Regions from separate parts of the Homo sapiens genome. Here region 1 is linked to region 2. A link is a loop called in an ENCODE intact Hi-C map of the cell type or tissue named here. Cell type or tissue: gastrocnemius medialis. All regions are shown on one strand. Links, peaks and the distances in the headings refer to the core of each region. The heading gives the core; the rest is flanking DNA. Region 1 overlaps GPX7 (glutathione peroxidase 7). Region 2 has its middle 19 kb from the start of COA7.

What was found. Peaks named below come from ENCODE experiments on the same cell type or tissue, not always from the same donor. Only the 100,000 strongest peaks of a DNase experiment are listed, where the experiment ranks them.
Region 1: it touches region 2 in a loop (8-fold over the local background); 12 of 110 quality-filtered maps call a loop at or near these places.

The regions. Positions count from the first base shown.
Region 1 is chr1:52,602,805-52,611,713 of GRCh38, forward strand. GPX7 (glutathione peroxidase 7) reads left to right here. Exons shown (of 3, transcript NM_015696.5): 2 at 3,880-4,141; 3 at 5,458-6,247. The coding sequence ends at 5,621. Among named protein-coding and RNA genes, the nearest start is that of GPX7, 4.9 kb to the left of the region's middle. In gastrocnemius medialis, for the core only: no CTCF peak of the experiment used is centred there; DNase peaks (open chromatin) are centred at 1,077 and 1,527; H3K4me3 peaks cover 719 bases; H3K27ac peaks cover 2,500 bases.
Region 2 is chr1:52,675,394-52,682,581 of GRCh38, forward strand. No RefSeq gene overlaps it. Among named protein-coding and RNA genes, the nearest start is that of COA7, 19 kb to the right of the region's middle. In gastrocnemius medialis, for the core only: no CTCF peak of the experiment used is centred there; a DNase peak (open chromatin) is centred at 1,288; H3K27ac peaks cover 2,500 bases.

The sequences.
Region 1 (8,909 bases), core at 1-2,500, 73 kb before region 2:
CCCACTTCGCTACCGGCACCTTTGGGCAGCGGGGTCCAGACCTTCGCCGGGAGGCCGGGCACCACTGCCCAGCCTTTGCCATTCACGGGTGAAAAAAGTAACCGTAGCATCGTGCGGCCTTTCCCTCTCCCGTCCTCATTTTCTGCATCTGGAACGGGGAGTGGCTGATTCGGAGTCCAGTGAAGAACACTGTGGAGATCAATGTGCAGGGCAGAGAGAGAGTTATTTCAGATGCACGGAGACCTCACACGGATCATCCCTGGGAGAGGGCACAAAGGCCCAGAGAGGGCAGGCATTCGCACAAGGTCACACTACACTAGAAAGACGGGGCCTGGAAGAGAACCCCACCGCCACATCCGGGGTCCTCTCTAGGCCAAGTCCTTAGATGGCAGCTCAGGGGCACACATAAGAGTCATCCAGGCTAATTGCCCCCTCATTACCAAGAGGGAATCTAAGCTCAGAGAAGACTTCGGAGAGGAAGGGTATCTGGGTTGAGTCTTTGAATACGAGTGGATTTTAGCAAGACTAAGAAGCAAACAGCAAGAAGGGGGTGGGGGGGCGCGGGGCCAGGAGTTCCAGCTGTTGTGCTTCAAAGAGTCTAAAGCTGGAGGCTACGAGTGGTGGAAGATGAGGCTGAAACGACTGGCAAGGGAGCAGGCGGGACCTTGAACACTACATTGAGAGGCCTGCATGTCACATTATGTGCAGTGAAGAACTCCCAGAGTGGACCTCTTCAGGATGGACCTGGGGACTGGTGTGAAATGGCTGGGGAGTTGAAATCTAATGAACAGGTGGGCCAGCGTCCAGTTTTGGATGAACCACACAAAAATAGATGTCAACATTTTTCTCCTGGGAGCAACACCATCTTTAGTGAAGACCAGTACTCTATAAGCCTTGAAATTTTCGATTATGCTGGGAGTCTTGGGGACAGTAATCCCTGCTTGATTGTCCCCCAGAGTGTCGTGAGTTTCAAATCAGATGAAGGCGTGGATGCACTTAGTAAACTGTAGAGTGCTTTGCACCTGTGTTTGGTGGATCCCAGCAGGAACTTCATTTAGAACTCTGGGCAAAGAACCAAGAACAGGGCCCGCTCCAATTCAGGCCTCCTGTTCTCTCTAGGGCAGCTCACCAGAGAGCCCCAGGTTTAGCGTCTGACCAGCTCTGCTACTTATTAATTCGTTGTTCATTATTGAACACCTACTGTATACTAACTAGATACTAGGTCAGGCCCTGGGGATACAGTGGTGAACAAAACAGATACATTTCCACTAAATGGAGCTTACATGGGGTAAGGAGAAGAAAGACAATAAACAAGGAACTGAGAAATGCACGAGGTAATTCCTAGTAGTAGTAAGTGCTAAGACAAAAATAGAACAAGGTCACACAGCTAGTAAGACAGTAAGAATTTGAACCCAGACAGTCCAGCTCCAGAGTCTATGCTCTTAGTTGCCAAGTTCAGCAGTAAACCAGGGAACAGGGAGTCCAGAAAAGCTGTAATTGGTGCTGAGTTAACCCAGGCTAGGCTTGCTGCTTGGGCAATATGCTCATTCCTTCACCTGCAAACATTTACTGGCTCCTACTACATGTCTGACACTGGGTCCAGCTCTGATGACATAGTCATGAGCAAGATTGACATGGTTGATGCCCTCAGGCTAATTGGGACCATAGTCATTTAGACCAGTATGGATGAATGGGTGACCACTTGGGAATGTGTGGGGTTATGTGTAGTGTGTGCCTTTGTGAATGGTTTACTTCTTCTGTGTACAAATCTGAGTCTGTGTCTGTGCTTGTATATGTACATATGTAAATTAACTGTGTGTACTTGGGTGTGTCTGTCTGTGTTTTGGTTTCTAAGGACCAAGCTTTTTGGTTTCAGGGATGGAACTAGAAGCCAGATTTTCCCCCTTCCAAAAGAGCGGGCAGACATGCAAGTTGTGAGTTAAAAATAAGCAAGCTTTGGCCGGACGCAGTGGCTCACGCCTGTAATCCCAGCACTTCAGGAGGCTGAGGCGGGTGGATCACAAGGTGAGGAGTTCGAGGCTAGCCTGGCCAACATGGTGAAACTCCGTCTGTACTTAAAAAATACAAAAATTAGCTGGGCATGGTGGCGTGTGCCTGTAATCCCAGCTACTCAGGAGGCTGAGGCAGGAGAATTGCTTGAACCCGGGAGGTGGAGGTTGCAGTGAGCCAAGATCGCGCCACTGCACTCCAGCCTTGGTAACAGAGCAAGACTCTGTCTTTAAAAAAAAAAAAAAAAAAAAAAAAGCTTTAATGTTCTCATTGCCCAGGGATCCAGCAGGGGGAAAAAAAGGAAGAACCCTAACTGAGGAAGGGAGTTAACAGTCCCAGTTTCTCACCATTCCAGGCACAGTATGGTGTATGCTGACCTCAAATTGAGGAGGTTGTTCTAATAGCCAGTGGCCCCAGGCATGGGTCCTTTCTCACCTGGTGGAGGTAGGGTACAGGAGGTACAGCTCAGTGGTTCAATCATCTAGCCCAGTAGTTCTCAACTAGGAGTGATTATTCCCTTTAGGGCACAATTGGCAATGTCTGGAGACATTGTTGATTGTCAAGACTGGGCATCTAGTGGGTAGAGGCCAGGGATGCTGCCAAACATCTGATAATAAATAAACAGGACATCCCCCCGACAACAAAGAATTATCTGACCCAAATGTCAATTATGGAGGATAGGGCTAGGCTGCCTAGGCACCGGCTAGGGTTTTAAATCCATTAATAATATATACCTAGAAGCTAAAAACATAGCATTTGAGCCAAAATTCTAATCAAAGTCTTATAATCAAGTTCCATTAGCCAGCTTTGTATTTATTGCCTAAAGGCTTTAATAAATTTAAGGATTAGTCTAATGATAAAAGAAAGTGGTAGGCTGGGCATGGTGGTTCATGACTGTAATCCTAGCACTTTGAGAGGCTTAGCTGGTAGGATTGCCTGAGGCTAAGAGTTTTTGAGTCCAGCCTGGACAACATGGCGAGAACTGTCTCTACCAAAAGTAAAAATTAAAAAATTAGCCAGGTGTGATGGCACGTGCCTGTAGTCCTAGCTATTTGAGAGGCTGAGGTGGGAGGATCACTTCAGCTCAGAAGTTTGAGACTGCAAACGGTTGGGGGGATGTCCTGTTATGATTATGCCATTGCTCCAGCAGCAACAACAACAAAAGTGGTGTTAGTTCTCTGGAGAGGAGGGGGACAAAAAGGTGATTGCCCTGGAGTTATGAGGGTTCTTTTCTCAAGAAAACCTGTGTCTATGTTCCCATGCAGGCGTTTGTGTTTGTGTGCACACTTACTCATTCATCTGAAACTTACTGAGACTTTTTCATATGCCAGGCCCAGAGATGAAGTGGACATAGCTCCTGCCCTCAGTAGGTTCACATTCTAGAAGGGAGACTGACACAGTGCAGAGTGGCGAGTGCTAGCTGACTGAGCCAAAAATTGAGCCCAGGTCTCCCTTTGTACCCCCTCTTATCAGTTCTCAGTATGTGCTCACCAGTATGTGTGCCCCAGTCTGTGGATGTGCTGTGTGTGTGGGCATGTGTGGTGTTTGCTAACATGTTTGTATCGTGGTGCATGTGCATACCTATTTATGTATGTTGTATACTTATGTTCACAGATGTTCATGTATGTGTGCACACATCTGTAAGCTCCTGAATGTTTGATTTCATATGTGCCTGTCTGTGTGCATGTGTTTGTGTATGTGTGAGAGCACTGGACACACATTTACATATGTGTACACAGTGTTCTTGTATGTGTGAGGCAGTATTAACTGTTGAGGGAGTCACATATGTGGATGTGTCAGGGCATGTACAGGTTCATGCCTCTTCACTGGCTTGTCTGGGCTTTGTTTTGTTTTGTTTCTGTCATACAGGTGTCCCTGGTGGTGAATGTGGCCAGCGAGTGCGGCTTCACAGACCAGCACTACCGAGCCCTGCAGCAGCTGCAGCGAGACCTGGGCCCCCACCACTTTAACGTGCTCGCCTTCCCCTGCAACCAGTTTGGCCAACAGGAGCCTGACAGCAACAAGGAGATTGAGAGCTTTGCCCGCCGCACCTACAGTGTCTCATTCCCCATGTTTAGCAAGATTGCAGTCACCGGTACTGGTGCCCATCCTGCCTTCAAGTACCTGGCCCGTAAGTCCTGGTCTCTTCATCCCCTCACACCTCCCTTAGCTGGCTGAGGCCATGGCTCCCTGGGCAGCAGAAGCCACTGGCTGGTTGGGTGACCTGGGGCCCCTTCCCCTTCCTGATCATCTCAGGTGGACTGATGCTTTGTTCCAGCACTAATCTTTGAGGAGAGTGGAGGCAGGTAGAAGCTGAGGGGTATTCCTGCCTAAGAATATCTCCATACCTGCTGCCTCTCACTTGTCCCTCAGAAGTCACTCTTTTGGACTTTTCTGGGATCCTGTTTTCACATTCAGGGGCTCCTAGAAGGAGACATTTAAGTCAGTGTGAACTAGATGAGTTTATGGACATATGATGGAGAAACCAAGGCATAGACAGGGGAGGCCACCTGCTTGGAGAAAGCTGACCAAGATAGTAGACAGGCATCTTCACCCTGAGTCAGTGGCGGAGTCTGTAGGCCATGGAGGGAGACCTTCTAAGCTAAAATACCAGATCTTAGTATTTGAGAACAAGATCCCTTCTCCAGCTGCAGAAGCCTCAGAGCCACAGAATGGGCTCATGGGCTAAGCTTGCCATTCTGACCATTTCTTCCCTCAGGCCTTCTCCTCTGGAGGCCCCATTTTTGCCTTTTCTGATTCCGTGCTTCTGGTGGCCTTTGTATCCCTTGCCACCACCCCACCCTGCAACCCATTCACCTGGAGGAGTAAATGAGAAGCAAGAGTGCAGCAAACAAAAGGTCCCTTACTGCGGCAGGTTTGTGTTTTGCTCTGTGGCTCAGTCCTAATGTTGATTTTTTTCTCTGTGTTCTTTTATTAGTTCCTTCCCAGTTCTCACAGTTATAGATCAAACCCGGCCTTGCTTTTAGAAGCACCTGGGGAGCTCTTAAAAATGCACAAGGCTGAGACCTACTGAAGCAGGGCCCAAGAATCTTTATTTTAAGCACTCCCCTGACCCCCAGTGATTCTGATGAAACCAGTCCATGGACTAACATTTGGAAACCATTAAAACTGAACTAGAGAATAGGGTGTAGACTATTCAGTAGTTCGAAGTCATTAATAAAGGAGGATTTGATACCACTTTATCAAGCACGTCACAGAATCCTACAGCAGTCGTTCTCAACCTCGGCCCCACTTTGGAATCTCCCAGGGGGCTTTTGAAAAATGCTGATGCCTGAGCCTCACCCTCAGAGATTCTGGTTGGAGTGGTCTGGGGTGTGGACTGGGCATCAGGATTAGCTGCCACCAGGGAAAGATGGACACTGAGAGTGAAGTCCCAGGAGAGGGTACGCAGGGTAGCACGCTTTGCTCTCCTTCCTTTTTCTCTAGAGACTTCTGGGAAGGAGCCCACCTGGAACTTCTGGAAGTACCTAGTAGCCCCAGATGGAAAGGTGGTAGGGGCTTGGGACCCAACTGTGTCAGTGGAGGAGGTCAGACCCCAGATCACAGCGCTCGTGAGGAAGCTCATCCTACTGAAGCGAGAAGACTTATAACCACCGCGTCTCCTCCTCCACCACCTCATCCCGCCCACCTGTGTGGGGCTGACCAATGCAAACTCAAATGGTGCTTCAAAGGGAGAGACCCACTGACTCTCCTTCCTTTACTCTTATGCCATTGGTCCCATCATTCTTGTGGGGGAAAAATTCTAGTATTTTGATTATTTGAATCTTACAGCAACAAATAGGAACTCCTGGCCAATGAGAGCTCTTGACCAGTGAATCACCAGCCGATACGAACGTCTTGCCAACAAAAATGTGTGGCAAATAGAAGTATATCAAGCAATAATCTCCCACCCAAGGCTTCTGTAAACTGGGACCAATGATTACCTCATAGGGCTGTTGTGAGGATTAGGATGAAATACCTGTGAAAGTGCCTAGGCAGTGCCAGCCAAATAGGAGGCATTCAATGAACATTTTTTGCATATAAACCAAAAAATAACTTGTTATCAATAAAAACTTGCATCCAACATGAATTTCCAGCCGATGATAATCCAGGCCAAAGGTTTAGTTGTTGTTATTTCCTCTGTATTATTTTCTTCATTACAAAAGAAATGCAAGTTCATTGTAACAATCCAAACAATACCTCACGATATAAAATAAAAATGAAAGTATCCTCCTCATTTTCCATAGTCTCCCTCCCTAGAGGTAAACAGTGTTAGCAGTTTGGTACAAAGGCTGCCAGGCCTTTGGTTAAGCCAATCATTATTGCCCAATAAGAACTCAGTGACCGGGCACGGTAGCTCACGCCTGTCATCCCAGCACTTTGGGAGGCCAACGTAGGTGGATCACCTGAGGTCAAGAGTTTGAGACCAGCCTGGCCAACATGGTGAAAACCCATCTCTACTAAAAATACAAAAATTAGGCTGGGCGCGGTGGCTCACGCTTGTAATCCCAGCACTTTGGGAGGCCAAGGCGGGCGGATCACGAGGTCAGGAGATCGAGACCAACCTCGCTAATACGGTGAAACCCCGTCTCTACTAAAAATACAAAAAATTAGCCGGGCGTGGTGGCGGGCGCTTGTAGTCCCAGCTACTCTGGAGGCTGAGGCAGGAGAATGGTGTGAACCCGGGAGGCGGAGCTTGCAGTGAGCAGAGATCGTGCCACTGCACTCCAGCCTGTGCACTCTAGCCTGGGCGACAGAGCAAGACTCCGTCTCAATAATAATAATAATAATAAAAATAAAAAAATAAAAATACAAAAATTAGCCTGGCATGACCGGGCACAGTGGCTCATGCCTGTAATCCCAGCACTTTGGGAGGCTGAGGCGGGTGGATCACCTGAGGTCAGGAGTTTGAGACCAGCCTGGCCAACATGGTGAAACCCCGTCTCTACAAAAATATAAAAATTAGTCGGGCATGATGGCAGGTGCCTGTAATCCCAGCTACTCTGGAGGCTGAGGCAGGAGAATCGCTTGAATCCGGGAGGCAGAGGTTGCTGTGAGCGGAGATAACGCCACTGCATTCTAGCCTGGGCAGCAGAGAGAGACTCTGTCTCAAAAAAAAAAAAAATTCACTGAGTAATCCACTAGCCAAAAGTACACCTCAATAACAAATAGGCAAAGGAGATGAATAGATAGTTCACGGAAGACTATAGATGCGTAATAAGGATACAAAAAGATGTCCAGCCTCATTGAAGTTGGAAAGTTTTTTGTTTGTTTGTTTTGTTTTTGTGATGGAGTCTAGCTCTGTCACCCAGGCTGGAGTGCAGTGGCACAGTCTCGGCTCACTGCAAGCTCTGCCTCCCAAGTTCACGCCATTCTGCCTCAGCCTCCCGAGTAGCTGGGACTACAGGCGCCCACCACCACGCTCAGCTAATTTTTTTTTTTTTGTATTTTTAGTAGAGGCGGGGTTTCATCATGTTAGCCAGGATGGTCTCAATCTCCTGACCCAGTGATCCGCCCGCCTCGGCCTCCCAAAGTGCTGGGATTACAGGCGTGAGCCACTATTCCCGGCCGAAAGATATTTTTTTAATGATAATACCCCTGGTTGGCAGGGATGTGAGGAAATGGGCATTCACATAAACTGTGGTACGATAAACTGGCACAAGTGTTTGGAGGGTGATTTGGCAATATCTTTTAAAACAAAATGCTCATACCTTTTGTTTTTGCTTTTTGTTTTGAGACAGGGTCACACTCTGTTGCCCAGGCTGAAGAAGAGTGGCTCGATCGTAGCTTACTGCATCCTTAGCCTCCTGAGTAACTAGGACTGCAGGCACACGCCACCATGCAACATAGTGGGACCCCACCTCTACAAAAAAATATTAGCTGGCCATGGCAGTGCATGCCTGTAGTCCCAGCTATCAGGAGGCTGAGGTGAGAGAATTGCTAGAGCCTGGGAGGTCAAGGCTGCAGCGAACCGTAACCATGCCACTGCACTCAGCCTGGGTGACAGAGGAGACCTTGCCTCAAATTATAAACTAATATGGTTATTAAAATGAATGAATGAAGTCTCCATATGCTACCATAGAAAGTTGTCCAAAAGTGAAAAAATGATAAGTTGTAAAACAGAATGAACACATTCACATACCCAGAAAAACCAGTATGAACAAGTGTAATGTTTTTATTAAAAATGTACAATGTTGCTGGGTGCATTAGGTGGCTCACGCCTGTAATCCCAGCACTTTGGGAGGCAGAGGTGGGAGGATTGCTTGAGCCCAGGAGTTCAAGACCAGTCTGGGCAACATGGCAAGACCGTGTCTCTGCAAAAAAATTTAAAAATTAGCCAGGCGTGGTCACTCACACCTGTAGTCCCAGCTACTCAGGAGGCTGAGGCAGGAGGATTGTTTGAGCCCAGGAGGTTGAGGCTGCAGTGAGCCGTGTTTGCGCCACTGTACTCCAGCCTGGGCAATGGGAGTGGACCCTGTCCCAAATTTTTAAAAAATTTACAATGTTAAGTGGGAGGGAAAGAGAGAGGGAAAAATATAGACCAAACTCTTAATGGTGGTTGTCTGCGAGGGGCTGAGGTAGGATAACAGGAGTCATTTTCATTAAGTTTCTGTAATGTTTGAATTTTGTATGTCAAATCCATATTTCACCTTTATATAAATGTGGAAAGGTGGCTAAAAATTGGGGTGCAGCCTGGGAAACACAGTGAGACTTCATCTCTACAAAAAATCAAAAAATTAGCCAGGTGTGATGGTGCACACCTATAGTCCCAGCTACTCAGGAGGCTGAGTGAGGAGAGTCACTGGAGCCTGGGAGTTTGAGGCTGCAGTGAGCTATGATCACGCCACTGCACTCCAACCTGAGCAACAGACCAAAATACTATAAAAAAAATGGGGTGA
Region 2 (7,188 bases), core at 1-2,500:
TAAGTCTGCCTTGAACCTCACTGGCTATAAGATTCAGGCTGTCCACCGTCTCTCGGGCCCCTTTTGTCAGAGGCAGCCCTCTAGGTTTGGTGGATTAGTGGTACAAACACCAGACTAAGAGTTGGGACCTTCCATTGCCTTCCTGAGGACACTCTCATGTGTCTCTTAGAAACACAAGATTTGATGCTCTCAAATCTTGATACAGAGTTTCACTCTTGTCTCCCAGGCTGGAGTGCAATGGTGTGATCTCCCCTCACTGCAACCTCCGCCTCCCAAGTTCAAGCGATTCTCCTGCCTCAGCCTCCCGAGTAGCTGCGATCACAGGCACCCACCACCGTGCCTGGCTAATTTTTGTATTTTTAGTAGAGATGAGGTTTTGCCATGTTGGCCAGGCTGGTCTCGAACTCCTGACCTCAGGTGATCCACCCACCTCAGCCTCCCAAAGTACTGGGATTACAGGCCTGAGCCACTGCGCCTGGCCTGCGACTTTTTTTTTATTCATTTATTTATTAGAGACAGGGTCTCACTTTGACACCTAGGCTGGAGTGCACTGGCACAACCTCGGCTCACTGCAGCCTTGAACTCCTGGATTCTAATGATTCTACTGATCCTCAGCCTCCCAAGTAGCCAGGACTACAAGTGCACACCACCATGCCTGGCTAATTTCAGTTTCTTTATTTGTTTTTTGTTTGTTTGTTTGGTTTTTGTTTTTTTGTAAAGATGAAGTCTCACTATGTTGCTCAGGCTGGTCTTGAACTCCTGGGCTCAAGCGATCCTCTTGCCTCAGACTCCCAGCTCCCAAAGTGCTGGGATTGCAGATGTGAGCCACTGCACCCTGCCTTCATTCCTTTAGAAGCTGATGGGATTTGTCTCCTCTGCCCAGGAGTCTTCTGAGGTCTTGAGAGTGCTCTTCTCTCCTCACAGAAGCAGGGTCACTGGCAGAGGGAGCCCAGGCTCCAACCCAGCTCTGCCGCATATTCACTGTGACTTTGGGTAAGTTCTCAGTATCTCTGAGCCCCAATTTCCTCACCTGTAAAATGGGTTCCATACTTAGACCTCCCTTACAGGATGTTCCCCACTTCAGGAGGCGCCCTGCACACAGTGGGCAGTTAATGAATGTTGCTGTTATTACACCACCCCAGGGCAGCTTCAAGGTCAAAGCTTGATGCCACTGATGTCTGGAGTCCACTGGGGCCTCCTGGAACCTGATCGGACACCGTCATCTTGGGGAGAGTAGGGTCAGCTGCTATTCTTGGAGCTGATGGAACCCAGCCGGGTTTCAAGTTCCCTCAGGGAGCCCTGGCCCAGGCAGCTTGGCTGGTCATGTGAGCAGTGAAGTCTGACCTCAGCAAGTTCTCCTGGACTCTCCGCATGGCCCCAGCTGGAGGGAACTTGGGCACAGAGCGTGCTACAGGGAGTCCATGTCCTCCTGCAGCTGACCTTAGCCTTTTAGCTCCTGTTCATCAGCATCTACTTGGTACCCAAAAGGTCCTCGGGTGCTGTTTGAGGGTCTCCCTGAGACTGCAAAGTGTTTCCAACATCAGGATGTGAGGCAGCCTTGAGTCATATGAAGAGGGTTTAGGAGACAAGCAGGACTAAGTTCTAATCCCGGCTGCAATACTCATTGGTCTGTGAGTCTTTCTGTAAGCCACTTTGGCTGAGCCTCAGTTTATTTGAAAAACAGTGAGAATGAAAGTTTCCTGAGATGATTAGAGCATCTGGTACAAAGTAGTTGCTCAATAAATGATCAAAATTTAGACTGTAATTTCCTAAATGATAAAGACTCTGTCAAATCCAGCCCTGCATCCCCAGCGCCCAACCTAGGGCCACCCAGCCTAGAGGAAGCCCTCAGTGTTGACCATATGAATAATGAATTATGGAGGGCACTGAATGGAAATGCCTTATCTGGCTCCCATCTTTCAGGTTTTGCATACTCACTCCACCCAAATCTCATATAGAGTTAGTCCCCTCTGCATCAGCCCTGACAGGCGAGCATCTCCTCTCTTCTTGCATATCCCTGTAATAGGAAGTTCACCTCCTCCCAGAGCTTCTCATTCTGCCAAGTAGAAAATGCTTTCTTCCACTCAGATGTCGATGAACTGAGTTCTGTCTCCTAGCAGCTTCCATCCATTGGGCCTAGTTCTGCTCTCTGGAGCTGTACAGAACAAGCCTAGTTCTGCTTCCGAAAGATAGCCCTCCAGTGAGCTATTACACAATTTAGAATGTGCCAGGCATCGAGCCAGGCACTGCACTTACTTTATCTCATTAAACCCTTTAACCCTTACACTAACCCTGAAAAGTAAACATTATCCTTACTCTAGAGATGAGGAAAATGAGGCTCATAGAGGAAACATAACACATTTGCAGAGAAATTATTTAAATCCAGATTCTTTTCCAAAACGCTACCTTTTCAATGCTCAGTTGATCTACTGGAAGATAGCATTTGTCTCTGAGAGTTTCCCTTCCCTTCCCTTTCCTTCAATAAAGATTTATTATGTATCTCATCTGTACCAGATCCTGAGCTAGGCACAGGGAATAGAAATGAGACATAATCTATTAGGACATAATCTATTGGGACAGGCACTTAACAGCCTGTCCCAAACCATGTGAAAAGGACAGAGACAGGCTGGGCATAGTAGTGCCATCATTTTGGGAGGCTGAGGCAGGTGGATCGCTTGAGTTCAGAAGTTTGAGACCAACCTGGGCAACATAGTGAGAACTTGTCTCTGTTTTTAAAAAATCAAATTAAGCCTGGACGAAGTGGCTCACGCCTGTAATCCCAGCACTTTGGGGGGCCAAGGCAGATGGATCACTTGAGGCCAGGAGTTCGAGACCAGCCTGGCCAACAGGCCAACATGGCAAAAGCCCATCTCTACTAAAAATACAAAAATTAGGCAGGATGCCAGGTGCCTGTAATCCCACCTACTTGGGGGGCTGAGGCAGGAGAATCGCTTGAACTTGAGAGGCAGAGGTTGCAGTGAGCCGAGATCATGCCATTGCACTCTAGCCTGGGCAACAGAGTGAGACTCTGTCTCAAAAAAAAAACAAAAACAAAAAAACCCACTAAATTTTAAAAAAGGAAAGAAAGAACTGAGAGAAGCACAAGGACTATCAGAAGACCACGGAACTTGAGGGTCCAGGATGACTTCCTGGAGGAGGTGACATGTGGGCTAAGTTTTAAAGGACTATTAGGAATTGTAAAGAGCTGAAGGTGTGGAGACCAGACTGCAGAGGGGTTGTAGTGACAAGCTAAGGAGCTGCGGCTTTACACCACTTGAGTGGGCTGCCCATTTTAGTATGAATAAGAATTTCCCGTGGTTTTCTTATTTAAAATCCAGATTTTCATTCCGTAGGTCTTGGTGGACCCAGACATCAGCAAAAGCTTGGCTGTAAGAAACAGCCTGGGTATTTTGTTGTTACTTTTTCTTTTAAAATATTTAATGGATAAACAAAAAGTGTATATATTCAAGGTATACAGTGTGATGATTTGATATACATTGTGTACTGATTACTATAGTCAAATTAATGAACGCATCCATCACCACTTAATTTCTCTCTGTGTGTGTGTGTGTGTGTGTGAGAGAGAGAGAGAGATAGGGATATTTTGGGGGTGGGGCAGGTGGTGCAGAGACCACAAGCAGTTCCCTGATGCAAAGATGCCTGAGTTAGGAATAAGATGGGGCTAAATATGGAGGCAGGGATCATCTCATGGGAGTGGGGAGACACACTGGGCAAAGAATTTTGGCCTTTCCCCTTTAGACAGTGGGGAGGCCTGATTTATAAACTGTAATACAATCACCATTCCTCAAGCCTGGGGAGGGGCACCAGCTGGGAATAGTTTCCACTCTGGGCCCCCAGCAGGTGCAAGTCTTCTCAGTGACTCTGTGCTCAGGCAGTGGAGAAGGGAAAAAGTAGGGGCAGCCCCCTACTTTTCCCCTGCCCCAGGCATGCCCCCTGCAGCTGTTTTGTGCCATCAGTACCCCTGGAGAGCCTCACCGTCAGCTCCCTGGATATTCAAAGAATGGCAGCAAAGGCAGGCTGTTTTAAAAGCTAGACTCCCTCACAAGGTAACAATACCACTCAGAAAAAAGACAATTATCTAATTGTAAGATTTCATTCCACAAAAGTCTTTTTAAATCAGCATTTATCATTCTACGATAAGAGTTACTATTTACTCCTCCTAACAACCCTACTAGAAGACATTGTTATCCCCACCTGAGAGGTGACAAAATCCGAAAAGAGGGTAGAGTAACTTGTCTAAGGTCACACAGCCAATAAAAAGCAAAACTCAGGTCAGAACCCAGGCTAAGACCTTTAGACCTAAGAACTGAAAATAGTCTGGTACACCCCGCCCCCACCAACCCTAATATAGAATTCACAATAAAAGAGATCTAAACTGCAAAATGAACATAAAGAACCCAAAAAAGTCTTCATTCCCCCCACAAAGTGATTACTTGATGCTTTAAAAGAAATGTAGGCCAAGAGCGGTGGCTCACGCCTGTAATCCCAGCACTTTGGGAGGCTGAGGCAGGCAGATCACGAGGTCAGGAGATCGAGACCATCCTGGCTAACACGGTGAAACCCCATCTCCACTAAAAAAAAATACAAAAAATTAGCCAGGCATGGTAGCGGGAGCCTGTAGTCCCAGCTACTCGGGAGGCTGAGGCAGGAGAATGGGAGGCGGAGCTTGCAGCTTGCAGTGAGCCAAGATCGAGCCACTGCACTCCAGCCTGGGTGACAGAGCGAGACTCTGTCTCAAAAAAAAAAAAAAAAAGGAATATAACATTACTATTTTTAAATGTATATATTTCTCATTCTTTGTTAGGTGTCCTAAATATACATGCGTATTCTGCCTTTGACTAATCCAGAATTGTCCACATCTGTAGGATCTGAAGTCTAGGCATTTTCCCTCTGCCACGCTGCCCTTCATACAATTTTTCAAGCAACTTCATAAAACAAATAAAAATGCTATTTATTTATAAAACTTAAAAAATCACCCAACAGTTCAGAGTTCTTGTCCCCATCCCCACACCACAGGCTCCAAATCAATATGAATAGCTCCACTGTCCACCTAGATGCCCAAGCTAAACCTGTTTTGGTTTATATTTTTCAACCTCATGCTCAACCCCACCTTCTTCCCACCCCCGCATGGCTCAATTTTGCTTATTCAGCTGTCTGGCCTCTCACCTGTGCTCCCTTCCTTGCTTGACAGGCCTTAGCTCAGGCCCCACCATGTCTCACCTTGACATCTGCAGCCATCTCCTCATTGGTCTTCCTGCCTCCAGTCTTTCCCCCGTGATTCATTTTCTGCACTGGGGATGATCTTTCTAATTTCCAAACCTGATCAAAACCCTTTCGTGACTCTGCATTACCCACAAGATAAAAGCCAAATCTCTATACCCTCAGGTTTTCCCTTCCCTCTCTGGGACTCTTCCTTTCCTTCCTCACAGTACTGAGCACCATACTGTCAGATTTTAGTGAGAGCATTGGCCGGGCAGAGCGGTTCACGCCTGTAATCCCAGCACTTTGGGAGGGAGAGGCAGGCAGATCATCTGAGGTTGGAAGTTCAAGACCAGCCTGGCCAACATAGTGAAATGGTGAAACCCATCTCTACTAAAAAATACAAAAATTAGCTGGGCGTGGTGGCCTGTAATCCCAGCTACTCAGGAGCCTGAGGCAGGAGAATCTCTCAAACCCGGGAGGCAGAGGTTGCAGTGAGCCAAGATCGCACCACTGCACTCCAGCCTGGGCAACAGAGTGAGACTGTGTCTCAAAAAAAAAAAAAAAGATTTTAGTGAGAACACAAACCGCCAGAGTCAATTATGAACCGTCTTTCCCATTAGACAGACCATCAGGCCAGCTCTGAATGTCCTGTATCCAGCCCAAGCCTAGCATGGAGGAAAAACGTAGGAAATAGTTGTTAATGATGATCCAATGCCTGCTGGCTAGAAGACACAGTAATGATACTGCTTGCTGTGACCAGAGTCTGAAAAGCGATTTTCAAACCTTGCCTCAAAGGCTGCATTAAAGTGAGAAACTTATCCATGCTGGCTCTTACCAACCTACTGCTTCCCACAGTAGCCTGGGTATGAAATGGCCTTGGACCATTCTGAACAGTAAATTATTATTCTTTGCATTTTAATAACTTTAGGGAAATATAACATTTTGACACAGTTAATGCTCACTCTATTGTTCCCTGCCCCACTAAGTATGTGACTCAGGAAGGCAAGTACCAGAAGTCCCAGGTAGGAACTCGTCCATAAAAAAAAAAAAAAAGGCTGGGTGTAGTGGCTCACGCCTGTAATCCCAGCACTTTGGGAGGCCGAGACAGGTGGATCATCTGAGGTCGGGAGTTCGAGACCAGCCTGGCCAACATGGAGAAACCCTGTCTCTACTAAAAATACAAAATTAGCCGGGTGTGGTAGCACATGCCTGTAATCCCAGCTACTCAGGAGGCTGAGGCAGGAGAATTGCTTGCACCCGGGAGGCGGAGGTTGCGGTGAGCTGAGATCATGCCATTGCACTCCAGCCTGGGCAACAAGAGTGAAGTTCCATCTCAAAAAAAAAATCCAGTACATCTGCCACCCAAAAATCAAACTTAGTTCTTCAAAATTACAAAACCCAGTGGGGCAAGTGGCTCATGTCTGTAATCCTAGCATGTTGGGAGGCTGAGGCAGGAGGATCGCTTGAGCCCAGGAGTTTGAGACCAGCCTGGGCAACACAGCGAGACCCCATATCTACAAAAAACATGAAAACTAACTGGGCATGGTGTCACGCACATGTAGTCCCTAGCTACTTGGGAGACTGAGGTAGGAGGATCACCTGAGCCCAGGAGGTTGAGGCTGCAGTGAGCTATGATTGCACCACTGCACTCCAGCCTAGGTGACACAGAGAGACCCTATCTCAAAAAGAAAAAAAAAAATTACAAAACCTGTTAGTTGAAAAGATATGATTCTTGGCAGGGCACAGTGGCTCATGCCTGTAATCCTAGCACTTTGGGAGGCCAAGGTGGGTGGATCAGCTGAGGTCAGGAGTTAGAGACCAGCCTGATCAACATGGTGAAACCCCATTTCTACTAAAAATACAAAAAATAGCCGGCTGTGGTGGCGCTCGCCTGTAGTCCCAGCTACTCAAGAGGCTGAGGCTGGGGAATCACTTGAACCTGGGAGGTGGAGGTTGCAGTGAGCT